Regions from separate parts of the Homo sapiens genome. Here region 2 is linked to region 1. A link is an interaction called in ENCODE POLR2A ChIA-PET data of the cell type or tissue named here. Cell type or tissue: GM12878. All regions are shown on one strand. Links, peaks and the distances in the headings refer to the core of each region. The heading gives the core; the rest is flanking DNA. Region 1 holds the start of LINC02389 (long intergenic non-protein coding RNA 2389). Region 2 has its middle 42 kb from the start of LINC02425.

Evidence for each region. Peaks named below come from ENCODE experiments on the same cell type or tissue, not always from the same donor. Only the 100,000 strongest peaks of a DNase experiment are listed, where the experiment ranks them.
Region 2: POLR2A ChIA-PET joins it to region 1 with 11 read pairs; 4 of 35 experiments call an interaction of 5 or more read pairs at or near these places.

What each region holds. Positions count from the first base shown.
Region 1 is chr12:64,879,902-64,888,583 of GRCh38, forward strand. It overlaps TBC1D30 (TBC1 domain family member 30), which reads left to right. Exons shown (of 12, transcript NM_015279.2): 12 at 1-1,132. It overlaps LINC02389 (long intergenic non-protein coding RNA 2389), which reads left to right and starts at 3,873. Exons shown (of 3, transcript NR_033988.1): 1 at 3,873-3,964. In GM12878, for the core only: no CTCF peak of the experiment used is centred there; DNase peaks (open chromatin) are centred at 3,370, 3,640, 4,030 and 4,905; H3K4me3 peaks cover 2,163 bases; H3K27ac peaks cover 6,587 bases.
Region 2 is chr12:66,069,186-66,077,867 of GRCh38, forward strand. No RefSeq gene overlaps it. Among named protein-coding and RNA genes, the nearest start is that of LINC02425, 42 kb to the left of the region's middle. In GM12878, for the core only: no CTCF peak of the experiment used is centred there; DNase peaks (open chromatin) are centred at 3,130 and 3,596; H3K27ac peaks cover 3,581 bases.

The DNA.
Region 1 (8,682 bases), core at 429-8,428:
TTAGAGTTGGAAGTTATGCAGTAAAAGCTTTATGTGCAAATGTTCATTGAAGTATTAAATGTACTAATGGAAACCTGAAAACAATATAAACATCTGGGAATAGGGGAGATGTTTGGATGAATTATGATTCATCCCCAGGATGGAAATGTGAAGGCCGGTGAGTATTTGGACCATTGAAGTGGGAGTTATCTGTTATCCACATCAGGCAGCTCAGAGTAAAGTCAGCAAGTCTACAGTCATAGAGCCACCAGGATACAGTGATGGATGGGAGGCCTTTGCTGGACAGTGGCTGAAGGCAGAACTGTTGGAGTGGTTCTTCCACAAAGGCAGCCAGTGCTCACCTGAATGGGGACTGGTACTGTAGGTATTGGGTCAGCTTTCATGCCGTTCCCTGCTGGCCATCTCCCAATGCTGAATGTCTGACTCAGTTCAGGCTGCTGTAACAAAGTACCATAGACTGAGGTGGCTTAAACACAGACATTTCTTTCTCACAGTTCTGGAGGCTGAGAAGTCAAAGATCAACGTGTCTGCAAATTTGGTATCTGGTGAGGAAGGGCCCTCTTCCTGGTTTGCAGATGGCTACCTTCTCACTGTGTCCTCACACAATGGAGAAAGGGAGTATGTTTTGGTCTCTTCCTCTTCTGATAAGGGCACTAACCTCATCATGAGGGTCCCATCCTCCTGGTGTCATCTAAACCTAATTACCTCCCAATGGCCCCGCCTTCAAATACCATCACGTTGAAGGTTGCTTCCTTCCTGGTCGTTTGCTCTGGTGAGACCAAATGACCTGCAAAGTGTCACTTGATTCCATTCTCTCCATCCCTTCCATCCCAGGCAATCTTTATCTAGCTACACCAACCTGTGCCCCAGGGGCTTCAAGAGTTGTTGTTGTTTTAACATTAAAAAACCAGAAAGTTCACTTGTTTCTTAGTGTTTACATCCTTGCTATAACAATTCTAGTTTTCCTTTAGGCAATGCTGATCACTGGGAAGGAGGTGGATCAATTCTCCTATGGGACCAACAGTTTTCTGGGAAGAAACTTCCTGATACCTCAGCCTAGGAATCTCCCTATCCCTGGAGAGTCCAGGAATCTATATTAAAACATGAAACAAAGCAAAAAATAAAAAAAAACCTCCTTAGTAATTGTTTTCTTTTTGAGACAGGGTCTCACTCTGTTGTCGAGGCTGGGGTGCAGTGGCACAATCTTGGCTCACTGCAGCCTCCGCCTCCCATGTTCAAGTGATTCTCCTGCCTCAGTCTCCCAAGTAGCTGGGACTACCAAGTGTGCACCACTATTCCCGGCTAATTTTTCTATTTTTAGTAGAGATGGGGTTTCATCATGTCCACCAGGCTGGTCTTGAACTCCTGGCCTCAAGCAATCCGCCCACCTTGGCCTCCCAAAGTGCTAGGATTACAGATGTGAGCCACTGTGCCTGGCCTTCCTTAGTAATTTGAACGTTGAACTAAGTTTAGCAACCACTGAACAAGTTAACTATAGCCATATATCACCTGATGACGGGGGTAACGATGGGGAAATTGTTAGGTAATTTCAACATTGTGCGAATATCACGGAGTGTGCTCACACAAACCTAGATGGTATAGCCTACTACACACCTGGGCTATATGGTGTAGCCTATTGCTCCTAGGCTACAAACCTGTATAGCAAGTTACTGTGCCGAACACTGCAGTCAGTTGTAACACAATGGTAATTGTGTATCTAAACATATTAGAAAAGGTACAGTAAAAATACAGTATTACAATCACACAGGACCACCATAGCACATGAGGTCCATCGTTGACTGAAACGTGGTGTGGCACATGACTGTATTGTAATGGTCTCCTAACTGGTCTCACTGCCATCCATTTTGGACCCTCCCCCTGCCCACCCCACCTCTCTGCTGCTTGGCTATACACTGCTGCCAGAATGATCTTTCTAAAATGAAAAACTAATTGGGCCATCCCTCTGGTCAAAATCTTTCTTCAATTTCTGGAGGGTAAAAGCTAAAATCCTTATCTTAGCATGATTTGACCCATGGTTAATTTTCCGTCTTATTTTCCCACAGCTTCCCCATTCATTACCTCGTGCAACCTATCCTCACCAGCACCATAATATCAACCATTGGTGGAGCTCCTTGAGCTCAGCACTATACTAGCTCCTTTGTGCTATCTCACTTATTCCTCCCAAGAGCTCTGTGAAGCTTACTGGCACTGTATTACAGATGATGAAGGTGAAGTGAGCAGTTACATCCTTGGCCAGTTGGAAGGAGGTGGATGAATTCCCCTATGTGATCAACAGTTTTCTGGGAGGAAACTTCCTGATACCTCAACCTAGGAATCTCTCTATCCCTGGAGAGTCCAGAAATCTATATTAAAATGTGAAACAAAGCAAAAAAACAAACAAACCTCCCTTAGTAATTTTTTTTTGTTTTTGAGACAGGGTCTTGCTCTGTCGCCCAGGCTGGAGTGCAGTAGCGCAATCTCAGCTCACTGCAACCTGCTCACTGCAACCTATTTAGCTGGCAAATAACATCTGGATCTATCTGACACCAGAGCCTGAGCTTTTCCTTTGCTACACTGTCTTATAACTTTGCCCATAACTCCAAGTTCCCTGAAGGCCCCCCACTCCGCTAATGCCCTCATACTGCTGTGTATTCATAAATCCTTGCTTCGAGCACCCTCCTTGCTTCAGTCTGCCTGGCAGATACCTACCTATCCTTTTGGTCTCATCGCACACATTAATGAGGTAAAATCCAATCTATGCCACTATATGATTTGGGGCAAGTTACTTAACATCTGAGACCTTCAATTTCCACATCTGTACAATGAGAATAATTTCAATCTCATAGGGTTTGTTGTGGACAATTGCCGTCTTTGCTGCCCAGAATTTACTATGCTTTGGCAACATTGCCTTAATTTTGCTTGGGGAGCCAGCCCTCCTCCACCTCTGCCCATGTACTTCCGGTGACAGTGATGGCCCTGGAGGGAGCACAGGGCCTGAGCTCAGACACTCAGCACTCTTCCTCCTCCTCACCATGGTGTCTGACCCATGGATGAGCCACAGGAAAAGAAGCTCAATTCCTAGGCTCTTGTTTTGAACTCTCACGTAAGCAGACTCACTCATTTCTACTGGATTTGGTCCTAAGTTGCTAAAGTTTGGGGAAAATTGGGTTACATATAGCTTATGTGATTAACTCCATAAATGAATATGCAACAGAATTTAACCTGGAAGGAAAAAGCCCAGGAGTTGTTGCTGGCAGCTCTCTTGTAACCATGAGGGGAGAGCTTGTTGGAGAAGAGTTAACACTCAGCAAGCAGAGCTGAGAAACAGAGAGAAAGCAGGCTGCTTTCAGGGCCTGTGAGCTCTGGATCAGGCCACGCCCAAAGCCAATTTGTCTCAGCTTATTTACTATATCAGCTAACATTCCAATTTTGGGGTTTAGCCAGTTTGGTCAGATTTTCTACCACTCATGTTGAAAAACTCTTAACTGAAACAGAGGTGTTGTGAAGATTACAGATTATAAGGGCAAAATGGTGGCTGTATCAGTGAACAGTAGTCAGGATTATTTTTTACTTTCCAGTGACTCAAACCTCTCCTAAACTGCTCTCTCAGTTTTGGCTCCGTCTTCCCATGATAATAATAGGTGGTGTAGAGAGGTGACAGAGTCAAGGAACATGGTTCTTGTTTTCTGAAGATGGTTCTTTCCTCAAGCCCTTTGAGTCTTCTTTGGTCTTATATTCTCATCACAGAAGGAGAGGTGATTGTCTTTCCCCAGTTTTGTCTACCATTCCGGTTCCATCTGCATTCCCGGAGGAGTCCTGTTGAGGGCAGAGTGACTGTGAGCAAAACAAGAAGAGCTGTGTCACCAAGTTCCATAAAATCTGGGAGCCCAAGCAGCATATTTGTGGGATTTGTCTGACAGAACGCAATGGAAACAGAGCGTGGCATTCGCTCCATCTCCCCCAGGTGAGCGGCAGCTTTCTCACGGGGGGTCGGGGGCGGGGGGGGGGGGGGGCTCTAGGGCATCTCTAATGGCGTCTGCGGGGAAGCAGCAGGGCTGGGTGAGAAAGTGGGTCTCACGGGACCTGCAGTGTTCAGCAGAGCCGTGGGAGTGCCTGCTGGGAGCATACTTGTTTGGGAACACATGAGAGGCACCCCCTGAAGATTTCAAGAAAACCGGATAGCATTAGGAGATATACCTAATATAAATGACGAGTTAATGGGTGCAGCACACCAACATGGCACATGTATACATATGTAACAAACCTGCACGTTGTGCACATGTACCCTAGAACTTAAAGTATAATAAAAAAAAATATATATATATACATATAAAAAGAAAACCTTGCCCAGTTAAGGGGATGGGAGGACTTTATAGGCCCTGTTTCAAAATATGTCTGTGAGAACGGTGTTGAGTCATTGTTGCTGCAGGGACCCTATCTGGACCAAGAAGTTGCTAAGGTCTGGGGAAGGTTGAGCTACATATAACGTATGTGATGAACTCCACAAATGTCTATGCAACAGAATTTAACAGATGGTGAAAAGTGTAAAGATTTTTGTTGCATGTATAGCTATGGAGCAGAATTTCTAGTACATTTGTCAAGTGTGAAACAAATTACAGAATCATGATATTATTTAATAAAAAGTGGTTATATCACAATAATAAACATTACTAATGGCAATCCTAGGCATCATGTAGCTCAATGATTTTCAAAGGTTTTTAAGGAGCAGAACATTATAAAATTATTGTTTAGACTTGTACTTTAAGTAGATAATATTTGCACAAGGTGAAAATTTAACATGTACGAAAAAGCACATAGGAAAACTAGGTCTCCCTCCACCCCTTGTCCCCTATCCACTCAAAGCTTCTACCCACAGGAAACCGATGTTACTCCTTTCTTTTGTATCCTTTCAGAGATGTTTTATGCATATTCAAGCACATTCTCACACACACACTTTCGTAAGCAGTAACACAATAACCTTCTGAACTTTCCTTTTTCACTATGTACCATGGAGATTGTTCCAGAACAGTGCAAGTAGAGCCACCTCGTTCTTTTTTACTGCTGCATAGATTTCCATTTCAGGTCTGTGCACAATACATTTATTCTCTAATCTATTATTAGATTATTTGTTTGCTTCCAATTTCATATCTATGGAATATGCATATCCTTGTACATATGATGTAATATTGCTAATAAGGAAGTTAGCTAAAGAATAAATTCTAAGACATGGAATTACTTGTCAACAATGCACATTTAAAATTTTGATACATGTTGCCAAATTGCTCTCCACAGATGTTCCATAAGTTTCTGCTTCCATCAGCAATGTAAGGAAGTGCCCAATTCCTCCTACCCCCACATTACTGAGAATCTTATCAAATTTTTTGATCTTTTCTGATTGGGTGAGTACTTAATGTATGTTTGAAAAATATGCATAAGGTTGACATATATTTAAAAGTTATTTATATGTCCTTTGTTCATAGGCTTTGCTCATTCTTGCTGTTTTTTTTCTTACTGGTTTTTTTTTTTTTTTTTTTGAGATGGAGTCTCACTCTGTTGCCCAGGCTGGAGTGCAGTGGTGCGATCTCGGCTCACTGCAAGCTCCGCCTCCCGGGTTCATGCCATTCTCCTGCCTCAGCCTCCCGTGTAGCTGGGACTACAGGTGCCCGCCACCACGCCTGGCTAATTTTTGTATTTTTTTTTTAGTAGAGATGGGGGTTTCACCATGTTAGCCAGGATGGTCTTGATCTCCTGACCTCGTGATCAGCCTGCCTCGGCCTCCCAGAGTGCTGGGATTAGAGGCATGAGCCACCACACCCAGCCTTTTTCTTACTGATTTGTGAGTTTTTTATGCGTTAAGAAAAACATCCTTGTCTGTAATCTGTGTCACAATATTTTTCTCATTTTGTCAATTATCTTTTGACTTTGTTCATGCTGATTTACTGACATGTATATAGATTTAAGGTCATTTTTATTTGGTCATATCTATTAATCTTTTCTATTATAGCTTCTGGGTTTTGTGTGATGTTTGGAAAGGCTCTCTCTACTTCTTTGTGGTTAAAGTTCTTTAATTTTTTCCTTCTACTAGTTTTATGGTTTCATTTTTTATGTTTAAATCTGACTCATTTGGAATTTACTTTTGTGTAAGTTGGGAACTAAGGTTCCATCTTAACATTTATTTTTTCCAAATAGTTACCTAGTGGTGCCGGCACCATTTATTAATCTTTCCCCTATTGATTAAAAATGCCACCTTTATAATCACATACTAAATCCCTGTATGTTTTAGGGTGAATATCTGGACTTTTGGAGTACAACTGAACCACTACCCTCATTCAGGTGGGGGCAGAGAGGCCAGAGCTCTGCACACTGGTTTCCTCTCTGGTTGCCAGCATTACCCCTGAAGTTGCTTTGGGGGAGATCTTGGGGTTCTGGGGAACAGAGTTTGGAAACTACCAGTCTGGACCACTCTTTTTTTTCACTGATGAAAATCTGTAGCTCGGTGTAATTAAGTGACTTAAAATAACATTCTGACATTGGCAAGTTGCCATATGTTCCCAATCCCCTAACCCCCACCATGTGCATGGAGTATATCATTGGTGTAGGAGGCTCACTGATATGAGAATCACAGGAGAGCCCACAGCTGCTGTTAGGGACTGCTATAGTGTCAGAAGGCCTCATCCATGTATTTGGGGGAAAGAATGTTCCAGAAAGAGGAAACAGCAAGTACAAAGTTTCTGAGCTACATATGTAGAGAGATATAGGTATAGGTATAGAAATAGTATAGATAATTTAGAAAGACAGAGATAGAGACAGACCTAGAGATTAGAATGTGCTTCAGCTAAGAATAGGACCATTTTTACTTAGCATGCTGTTCATAGTAATAAGTTGCTGTTATAATTTTCACAGCCAAAAATCCATACATGATGTTATTTGTATTGTTTATGTTGTTTTATATATTATTTTTATTTATGCTTATATTTTCACAGCCCTCCTAAATTGAGTGGAATGATTGCAAAGTGTTTCCAATAAATGAGGATACTCCACCCCTTACCCTCCAAAAGTCTTCTCTTCAATTTGGGTTTGGTGCCAGCAATTTAGTCTTGACTGATACAATAACATTTCAAATTTCTAGAAATAGTTGGGGGAGGGGAAGACTAGCCTGTGTTGTAGAGCTTTGAAGAGATAAAAATAGCTTTGCACCTGATGCCTCTCCCTGAGAAAGTAGTCAGCCCCAGAGAGTCCCAGTTCCACCTTCTTTTGAAATTATCTTAGAGGTAACCAATGGATCCCCTCCAGGAGGGACTGTCCATCCCCACCAGGTGCAGAGAATGAACCACTCCTTAAGTTTGCCTGGTAAATGGTTTGGAGTGTCACTGCTAGACATGGTGGCTGTGATGTCACTACTGTGTGTATCTTGAAAGGTCAATAAAGAATGAGTAAAACATTTGAAGAGGTTCTTATTCAACAACAATATTTGTTTAAAGGCTTGCCAAAAACACAAAACAAAGCCTTAAACCCCAAACCTTTAATAGTATAAAAATAACAAGGCTTAAGTCATAAACATTGGATTTCCAGAATTTAAAAAGATAATTTTTGAAAAAGGAATTACATCAAGAAAATTTTTTTTGAATTGACTGTCTTCTAAAACAAATTAAAAAAACAAAAACAAGAAAAGCAATTAAAAAAAACAGTTGCTAATGTTCAATCCGGAGAAATGGATGGATTCCAGTATTTTATTCACAAACAAGCTTCATCCAAATGGCAGAACAACAGGGGTCTGGCTTCTGCATGGCTCAGGCCTGAGTTTCTGAACCGGAGGGTATATGGTGAGGTTGGGATTAAGGGTTTTCCTGCCTCATTTAATTAGGGCCTAGTCACAGTTGCACCAGCAGTTGTTTTCACATCCAATTCTGTTGGCCTTATAGTCTGGGAAAATTCTCCCAACTCCAACAATGAACTGACTTGGAACTTGAGACTCTGCGGTGCTGATATTGACATCAGAAAATCTGGACACTGCTCCAGGGTTCTTTCATAAAGTCCGAGAGGTCATACTATTTTCATAGCAACATCAGGGCGTGATTTGCCTTTTTCACTCCCATTTTCTCACAAGTATACAAGGAGGTTTTCAGAGGCTGCATAATGTGTGATATCACAACAGCTTGAATGCAGGAGCAGATAGGAGAACCCAGCTGTCTTCTATTAAACCACATAGGAAAGAGATTTGCAAAAATGTAAAGCAATACTGCTCTTTCACCAAATATTTTTGTTTTGGAAAATGTGGTTATTTTTCATAGAATCTTATTTATGATAATGGATTTATTGTATTTTTAAAAGAATTAAAATATTTTGACTTTACTTATAATACACTAAATAAAAGATATCATGTATAAGCTCTTTAGGGTCCTCATAATTTTTGAGAGCTTATGTTAAGTTTAAATCTTGTCTAAAGAGGTTTAGAGACCATAAATTTTGAGAATTATGAGTCTATGGGATAGTGAAGGAAGATAAACACAAAATAACAATTAATATTTATTGAGTGCTTCCTGTTTGACAGGCACTGTGCTAAGAGCCTTACATGGATTGCCTCCTTTAATTCTCATAACCACCCCTCAGAGTAAATACCAGTGTTTCTTCTTTTATTTTTAAGAGACAGGGTCTCACTTTTCCACGCAGGCTGAAGTGCAG
Region 2 (8,682 bases), core at 460-8,459, 1.2 Mb after region 1:
GTAATATATACACAGATGTATATGTAATATATACACATATATGTGTATATGTTATACATACATATGTGTATATGTAATATATACACATATGTGAATATGTAATATATACATATATGTCTATATTACATATACACATATGTGTCTATATTATATATACACATATGTGTCTATATTATATATACACATATGTGTCTATATTATATATACACATATGTGTCTATATTATATATACACATATGTATATATTATATATACACATATATGTATATTATATATACACATATATGTATATGTTATATAAACACATATATGTATATGTTATATATACACATATATGTATATGTTATATAAACACATATATGTATTAGATAACTTTGCCACAAAATATCTCACTTTCATTGTTATTATTTTTGCATTGCTCTTATATAGTGACCTTGGAAACAAAAGACATCATTCTATTTATAGCATTCTGGTTTTAGTAATCATACTTTCATTTAAAAAATATAGTAATTTTTGGCCCGGCGTGGTGGCTCATGCCCGTAATCCCAGTACTTTGGGAGGCCGAGGCGGGCTCCCAAAAGTCAGTATATTCCGAATTGACCGTTCCTTCTGTTTTCTTTTCCTTCCCTAACTATATCTTCTATTTCAAGAAACATCTTTACATAATTCACAGAAATTACTCCGTGTTTTCCCACTTTCAGGCCCTTGCACTTACACCCTCTGCCTGTTTGCCTCCTGAATACATATAGATATATACACATATATATACACATATATACATATATATGTATGTGTGTATATATAAAATAAATATATATACATATAAAATAAATATATATACATATATATATATTTTTGGATAGGGAGTTTTGCTCCTGTTGCCCAGGCTGGAGTGCAATGGTGCAATCTGAGCTTACCACAACCTCCGCCTCCCGGATTCAAGTGATTCTCCTGCCTCAGCCTCCCGAGTAGCTGGGATTACAGGCATGAGCCACCACGCCAGGCTTATTTTGTATTTTTAGTAGAGACGGGGTTTCTCCATGTTGGTCAGGCTGGTCTTGAACTCCCGACCTCAGGTGATCCGCCCGCCTCGGCCTCCCAAAGTACTGGGATTACAGGCATGAGCCACTGTGCCTGGCCAAAAATTACTATATTTTTAAAATGAAAATATGATTACTAAAACCAGAATGCTATAAATAGAATGATGTCTTTTGTTTCCAAGGTCACTATACAAGAGCGATGCAAAAATAATAACAATGAAAGTGAGATATTTTGTGGCAAAGTTATCTAAGGCCAAACACTGTGGCCACAAGCTCTGCCAGCAAGTATTCAGGGGGCAAACAGGCAGAGGGTGTAAGTGCAAGGGCCTGAAAGTGGGAAAACACGGAGTAATTTCTGGGAATTATATAAAGATGTTTCTTGAAATAGAGGATATAGTTTGGGAAGGAAAAGAAAACAGAAGGAGAGGTCAATTAGGAATATATTTTGGAGGGCTCTGAGAAATTAGTATTGGCTATGGTTTTAATGTGTCCCCCAAATTTTATATGTCGGAAACGGAATCCCAGAATTCATATGTTGATGGTATTTGGAGGTGGGGCCTTTGGGAGGTAGTTGGGATTAGATAAAGTCCTCAGGGTGGGGCCCCCATGATGGGACTGGAGGCTTTCTAAGAAGAGGAAGAGAGACCCAGGCTGACACTCGGGCTCCTACCCTCTTGCCCTGTGGCGCCTCTGCCGTGCTATGACCCCGCATGAGGCCCTTGCCAGAAGCTGACCACATGCAGCCTCTCAACCTTGGACTGCTCAGCTTCTAGAATTGTAAGGAACAAATTTCTTTTATTTGTAAATTACCCAGCCTCAGGTATTCTGTAATACGAACAGAAAACAAACTGAGATAGTGCATTACTGTTCAGCAAAAAGCAGTTAGCTATTGAAGGGGGAGCTACTGAGATGAGCCCTCCACCTCAGGATGCTGCTGTAGCAGGGCTGTGCCAGGCAGATGAGAGAGCCGAAGGCTGGAGTCCAGGTCATTTCTAGGCTAACCAGGGAGGGGGACTCTGGTGCAAAAGATGTGGGAGTGGGGGCCCCTTTCTCGATATCATAGGTAACCCCATACTGGTTACCAACTTGACTTTCTGTGAGTGGCATAGCTCACCCTCACTACTTTCCCTGCGGCCCACCACCCCCACACTGGCAGGCTAACTGCATGGTACGCCCTGGGGGGAATAGGCTGAGAATTCTGAGCCTCAACTCCACCCAGTCTTGGAAATTCTAGCCCTTTATCTCTTTGCCCCTATAACCTGTATCAGAAGCTTAGATTAATCGCTGAGGGACTGCACCCAGGGAGGGATGGGGTGTTACTGGGGAAACTGGATTTACCCTCTAGTTGCTAGGTCTGGCTCCAAGTTCTAGGTTTCCTCATTCCAAGTTCTAGGACCCTTGATATGAGCCATTCCTCTGGACCCTTTCCTCAGGGAGTTTGGTGAGGAAAGAACATGTTAGCATATCCTTAGAGACTGCTGTGGCCTAAGAATAGAAAAAGAGGAAATCACTGCATTGTGGGGGATTCCAGTCCCTCCACTTCTTGCTTCTCTTGGGCCCAGAGAGAAGCTGTTTTCCTTTACAAACAGTGCAGTGCATACATCCAGGGCATAAGAGTTTTGTTCTTTCCTGCGCTTTGAGGAGACTACAGTGTATTTTGCCTTAAATATATGCCCCAACATTTACCAGCTTCACAGTCTGCATATTTCACTTCTAACACTGAGGTTAAAACAAAAATGAATACAATATTTTTTAGACGTGAATGAAATCAACAAGTTTTGTTTTGTTTTTTAAACTTTTGCCATAAACTGTGACTAGTTTTAATGATTTCACAAATTGCTATCTCTAAATTCTAGGAATGTGTGTTTGAGGCTCCCCTATTTTGAGATTATAGACAGGCCAAAGATACAATCTGAACAAATTTTTTATCAAGATAAGGGATGGGGGCTGGTGACATAGAATAAGGGTGTTTCCAAGAGGGTTCAGGACTGGGAGGGAAAATAATCCAAAGTTGTGACCTGTGTTGGACCAACAGTGAAACAAAAACAGCATAAGCTTCCTCTTAGAGAGTTGTGGGAACCTAGAAGTTCCTCTTATGCGAACACCTTCACTTAACAAGTGAGAAACATTAAAACTGAAAGAGAAATTTTCCTAAGCCCTGTTATAAGAAATAAATGTGTAGGAACAGATTACAAGGCAGTATCTATAGTTTTAAGGGTTGGTTCATCAAGCCTATGTTTTGTTGATCTACTAACTACAAATTTGAATGCGAGAGGGACCAATATATAAAAATCCATTCCTTGTCTGAGTTCTTCAACCTGCAAACACACTCAATGATAACAGAAGAATATCAGGATGTGTCTATTGCAAGCTGTTTGTCTTATTTCAGCCTATTAGCATCCCTGGGAGGACGGCATTATCACCTAGTTGTAAAGATGAGGAAACTTGTTTGGCTAAAGTGACTCAACTTGTAAGATATCAAAGTGTGATGTGTCTGGCTTCCAAGCCTAATGTTTTCAGTTGCAACGTAACTTTTTCTATGTTGATTTCCCATTAGCGCTAGGTCTACATGTGAAAATTTCAGTTCTAATTTCCGTTTTAGGAATGGTTCACACTCTGAATCATGTGAGGTTCCTTACGTGGCTTGCGACCAACTGGCCATTACAGTTAATCCCTCGAATCTCTTCCAGGGTATCACCAAATCATTCTCCAAATAAAATTATTCAAAAATCAAATCCAAGGATAAGAAAAAAGTGAGCAGAGGGGAGTCCATTAAGTTTCATCTTCTTCCAATTAGTTCAACACTCTTCACTTATTTGGCTGTTCCAAAGATATTTTGTCCTGCTTAAAAATAGAGGTGCGGCCAGGCATGGTGGCTCACGCCTGTAATCCCAGCACTTTGGGAGGCTGAGGTGGGCGGATCACGAGGTCAGGAGATCGAGACCTTCCCGGTGAACACTGTGAAACCCGTCTCTACTAAAAACAGAAAAAAATTAGCCGGGTGTGGTGGCGGGTGCCTGTAGTCCCAGCTACTCGGGAGGCTGAGGCAGGAGAATGGCATGAACCTGGGGGGCGGAGCTTGCAGTGAGCGGAGATTGCGCCACTGCACTCCAGCCTGGGCAACAGAGCGAGACTCCATTTCAAAAAAAAAAAAAAAAAAATGAGGTGCAAGGTGCAACAACATTCCATTCAAAAAACAGCTAGCATATCTTCTGGCATTTTTAAAAAAGAAGTTTAACCCAGAAATCCTATAAGATTCTTTTTTTTTTTTTAAATTTTAGACAGAGTCTCCCTCTGTCACCCAGGCTGGAGTGTAGGAGTGTAGTGGCGCTATTTCGGCTTACTGCAACCTCCACCTCCCTGGTTCAAGTGATTCTCCTGCCTCTGCCTTCTGAGTAGCTGGGAGTACAGGTGCATGCCACCACATCTGACAATTTTTTTTTTTGTATTATCAGAAAAGTCAGGGTTTTGCCATGTTGACTAGGCTAGTCTCGAACTCTTAGCCTCAAGTGATCCTCCCACCTCAGCCTCCCAAAGTGCTGGGATTACGGGTGTGAGCCACTCACCCGGCCAATTCTGTAAGATTCTATAAGTTCTCCTGCACTTGCCAGGTGTGGCAACTCATGCCTATAATCCCAGCACTTGGGGAAGCTGAGGCAGAGGCCAGGAGTTCTAGGTTACAGAGAGCTATGATCGTGCCACTGCACTCCAGCCTAGGCAACAGAATGAGACCCTATCTCTATTTTTTAAGAAGGGAGGGTACTGGTTGAGGTGGCTTACACCTGTAATCTCAACGCTTTGGGAGGCCAAGGTGGCAGGATTGCTTGAGGCCAGGAGTTTGACACCAGCCTGGACAACATAGCAAGACCTCGTCTCTGCTAATATATATATATATATTTTTTTTAATTAAATGAGCATGGTGATGTGTGCCAGCTGAGCTTAAGTCCAGGAGTTCAAAACTGCAGTGAACTATGATCATGCCACTGCACACTCCAGCCTGGGCAACAGAACAAGACCCTGTCTCAAAACAAAACAAAACAAAAACAAACAAAAAACCACAAAGTTTTCTGCAGTTGATCATGAGAGGCAAGCTGTCTCTTAAACTGAGAGCAGAAAAGCAATGGCAAGGAATATAGGAAACTTTTCTGATATCTTCAAGGTGGTAGAAATTTTATAGTGGAAAAATACACTGCAATGCATTCTGTAGTTAATGAAACCATTTGTTCTTTAACAAATACTTATTGAGTACTTATGATGGATTAGACACTATCAAACTTGCAATATAGCCTCATAATTGAGATCTGAAATAAATAAAGATTTAGGAACTCTTACCTCACTAACCTGGAAATATGATCTTAGCAGTAAGCTGTATATTTCCATCCAGTGATGATAAAGAAAAAAGGGGAAAAATTTTGTTGTGGAAGCCATACATGTTGATAGTAGTTGCAAGGAATAACAGCACACACTTCTTATGAACTTGAAATAATGCTTCAAGCATTTCTTGCTTTCCACACAAATATATATCCGGCCACAAATGTAAACACTGTCCTCCCACATAGTCCTGGCATTGCAGAAAGAAAGAAGCATGAAACAAGGAGATCTCACCTCATGACCTCTGTATCCCAGCTCACACACGGTAACAGGACTTTCCTGATACATTTTAGTGAAAGTTCAATCAGATATCCTTGAATGATATACATACTTTTAAATACAAAGAAAAGGAAAATACTTTTATGATATTTTAAATTTGATCCTCTAGAAAGAAAATAGATTTCAGTGATTATACTATCACTATTACTATTGCTGTTACTACCTTAGACATAAATAACAGAAAACATTTTTCTTAGAAAAAGTCAGAGGGTTTCTGACACAGAAAGTGAAACACAGATTATTATTATTTTTTATTTTTTTGAGACAGAATCTTGCTCTGTCACCCAGGCTAGACTGCAGTGGTACGATCTTGGCTCACTGCAGCCTTGACCTCCTGGGTTCAAGCGATTCTCGTGCCTCAGTCTCCCGAGTAGCTGCGATTACAGGCATCCGCCACCACACCCAGCTAATTTTTGTCTTTTTAGTAGAGATGGGGTTTCACCATGTTGGCCAAGCTGGTCTCGAACTCCTGTCCTCAGATGATACACCTGCCTTGGCCTCCCAAAGTGCTGGGATCGCAGGCGTAAGCCACCATGCCCGGCCCAGATTAATTAATTTACCTAATCACACAGGTGGTTTCTAAAGGACAAAAGTAAAAACTACATACTATTTTTGGAATTGATACTACTATTTGGGGACACAGCATTCACTTCCAGAAATTTATTCTACAGATATGCTCACATGAGTGTGCAAAGTATACAAGGATGTTCATTGGTGTTAAAACAGAGAAAAATCAGAAATGAGAAACCGAGTGTCCTTCAACAGAGGATTGGTTAAATGAATTATGTTACATCCACAAATGGAAAATGAAAATTTCCTTTAAAAAATGATTTAGGCCAATATGGGATGATATGGAATAACCATAATATATAAGGTCTTTTGACTCTAAGTTTAGTGTTCAATACACTATGTTGTCCATTTTGGTTAAAGTTGGGTCAGGAAAACAGAAGTCACTCTATGGAGGAAGGGCTTTAATGGAGGGAAGTAGAGGCTTACACAAACATTGGTAGGGTTGGGGAACAAAGGTCAGGGAAGCCATCACCCATTATCCCAGTCTGCAAGACTATGTGAGCGGTTCTCAAGAGCTCTTCCGGAGGCTCTCAGCCTGCACTAAAGCAAATGACTCTCAAAAAGCCATTACCAACTACAGCAGCCACTTGCAGGACCAAAGCAGGTAATTAGCAGGAGCTCACCCAGTAGCAACCATAGACCATTCATGTGTGATCAGCCCACACGCTGGCCTGAAAATGCCTCTGGAGAGTAATAGTCTCTCCTCTTCTCCCTTCTAGGTCTCACCATGGATCTCGCACTGGCCCACTCAGGCCCAGAAACAAGTGAAGAGGGAGATTCTTGGAAATGTGTTGCAGAAGAGACTGGGGAAGCTGGGGTGGCAAAGGTGAGGATTTGACCCCAGATAGCCCATCAATTGCCATTTACAATTGAGGTTACCATTGTAACCTCATTTGTAACCATTGTAACCATTGTTACATTTTATTTATTTATTGTAACCATTGTAACCATTACAATGGCAATCTATTGCCATTTACAATAGAAGTTAGCATTAGGATCCTTTGACTGGTGGGCCAAGGCATATTTGAAATATAATTTTACAAGAAAAATTTTAACTTATACCCAATTTCTCTAAAACAGCATCTTTAGGACATGTGCTCAATTCTCTCTTGAAGGTAGAAGTCATCTCTTATTTTCAGAACTGAGAAATCAAAAAGAACTTCTGAGCTTCGAAAAATGTGCTGCCTTTTCTTTGAGTCCTTGCAGTAGAGGGAAGAATCTACAGAAAAGTTTGGCCTTTTGATTACATAATAATAGCATCAGTTAACCCTTCAACTAGTGTAGTGCTTATTTGTGCAAGTGCTGTTGCACCCAAAATGTTTTGTGTAATCCTCCAGCAATCCCTGAAGTAAGTAGTAGCAGCCTCATTTTACAGTTGAGAAAAATCAAGACTGAGAAATTTCCGCAAGATCACGCTGTACTGTTTTGTGGAACCTAGACCTGAAGTCCAGCTCACTCTAAAACCCATGTTCTAATCAACTCAAGGATCCATATCTTCATGAATTGAAAACTCTAAGAATGATGTCCTTTATGAAATATGATTTGTGAGGCTGAGGCAGAGGGAGGAAAATGCCTTATCATGAGTTGAGGCAAGTATTTAATAAACCTTGAGTTTAAATAAAAATGTTGAATCCTTTACAATCCCCTCTAAAATATTTGCACTATTGTTATTTAAGTATTGCCAGTCGTACCAAGTCGCCATTCTTCAACAGTACCATTTGCTTCAAAAGAGGCAAAATTCACAGTGCAGAAGGATGAAACTAATTTTTTTTTCTTAGAGAAAAAGAAACGGAATTTCTCTGAATGTCTTGAGTACATGGTATAAGAGAATGCACTCTGGATGGGAAAAGAATTTTCATTTTCAAGAGGAATTTGATTTTACCCATGGGCGAATAGGTGATTTTATCTGTGCCCTGAGACGTTCTCTTCCACCTCTGCTTTTGCAATATCTCTGCTTTGTTTTTGATGAGGTTAGTTTCCAATGGGTTACAGTTCTTGTACTGTCTACACAAAGCCTATTAAGCTACAGGATTTTTATGAAGATGGTCTTCAGAGCATCAGATGAGTGGCTACTTGATTAAGACAATTTGATTCAAGCATAAGGCAAGTTCAAAGAGGATCAAAACTATTAGTAACCTGGTAAATTAGTAACCTGGTAAAGTCTGGTTCTAAGAGAGCTCCAAGTTCCAAGAAGCTTTCTTAAGTTAACAGCTGTGCTAAGAATAGACCTGGGTCATTGGTTTCCCCTGGTTAGTATACCTACAATGGACCTGATTGAAAGGCTAAGCCTCAGCGAGGTCACTTTGTCCCTTTGATTCTTGATAGCCTATGCCACAGTTTGACCTTCAAAACACTCTAGAATCCCCCCCTTCTTTCTGTCTTCAGATGACAGCCTAAGCTCAACCTCTGTTCTGCCCCTCCT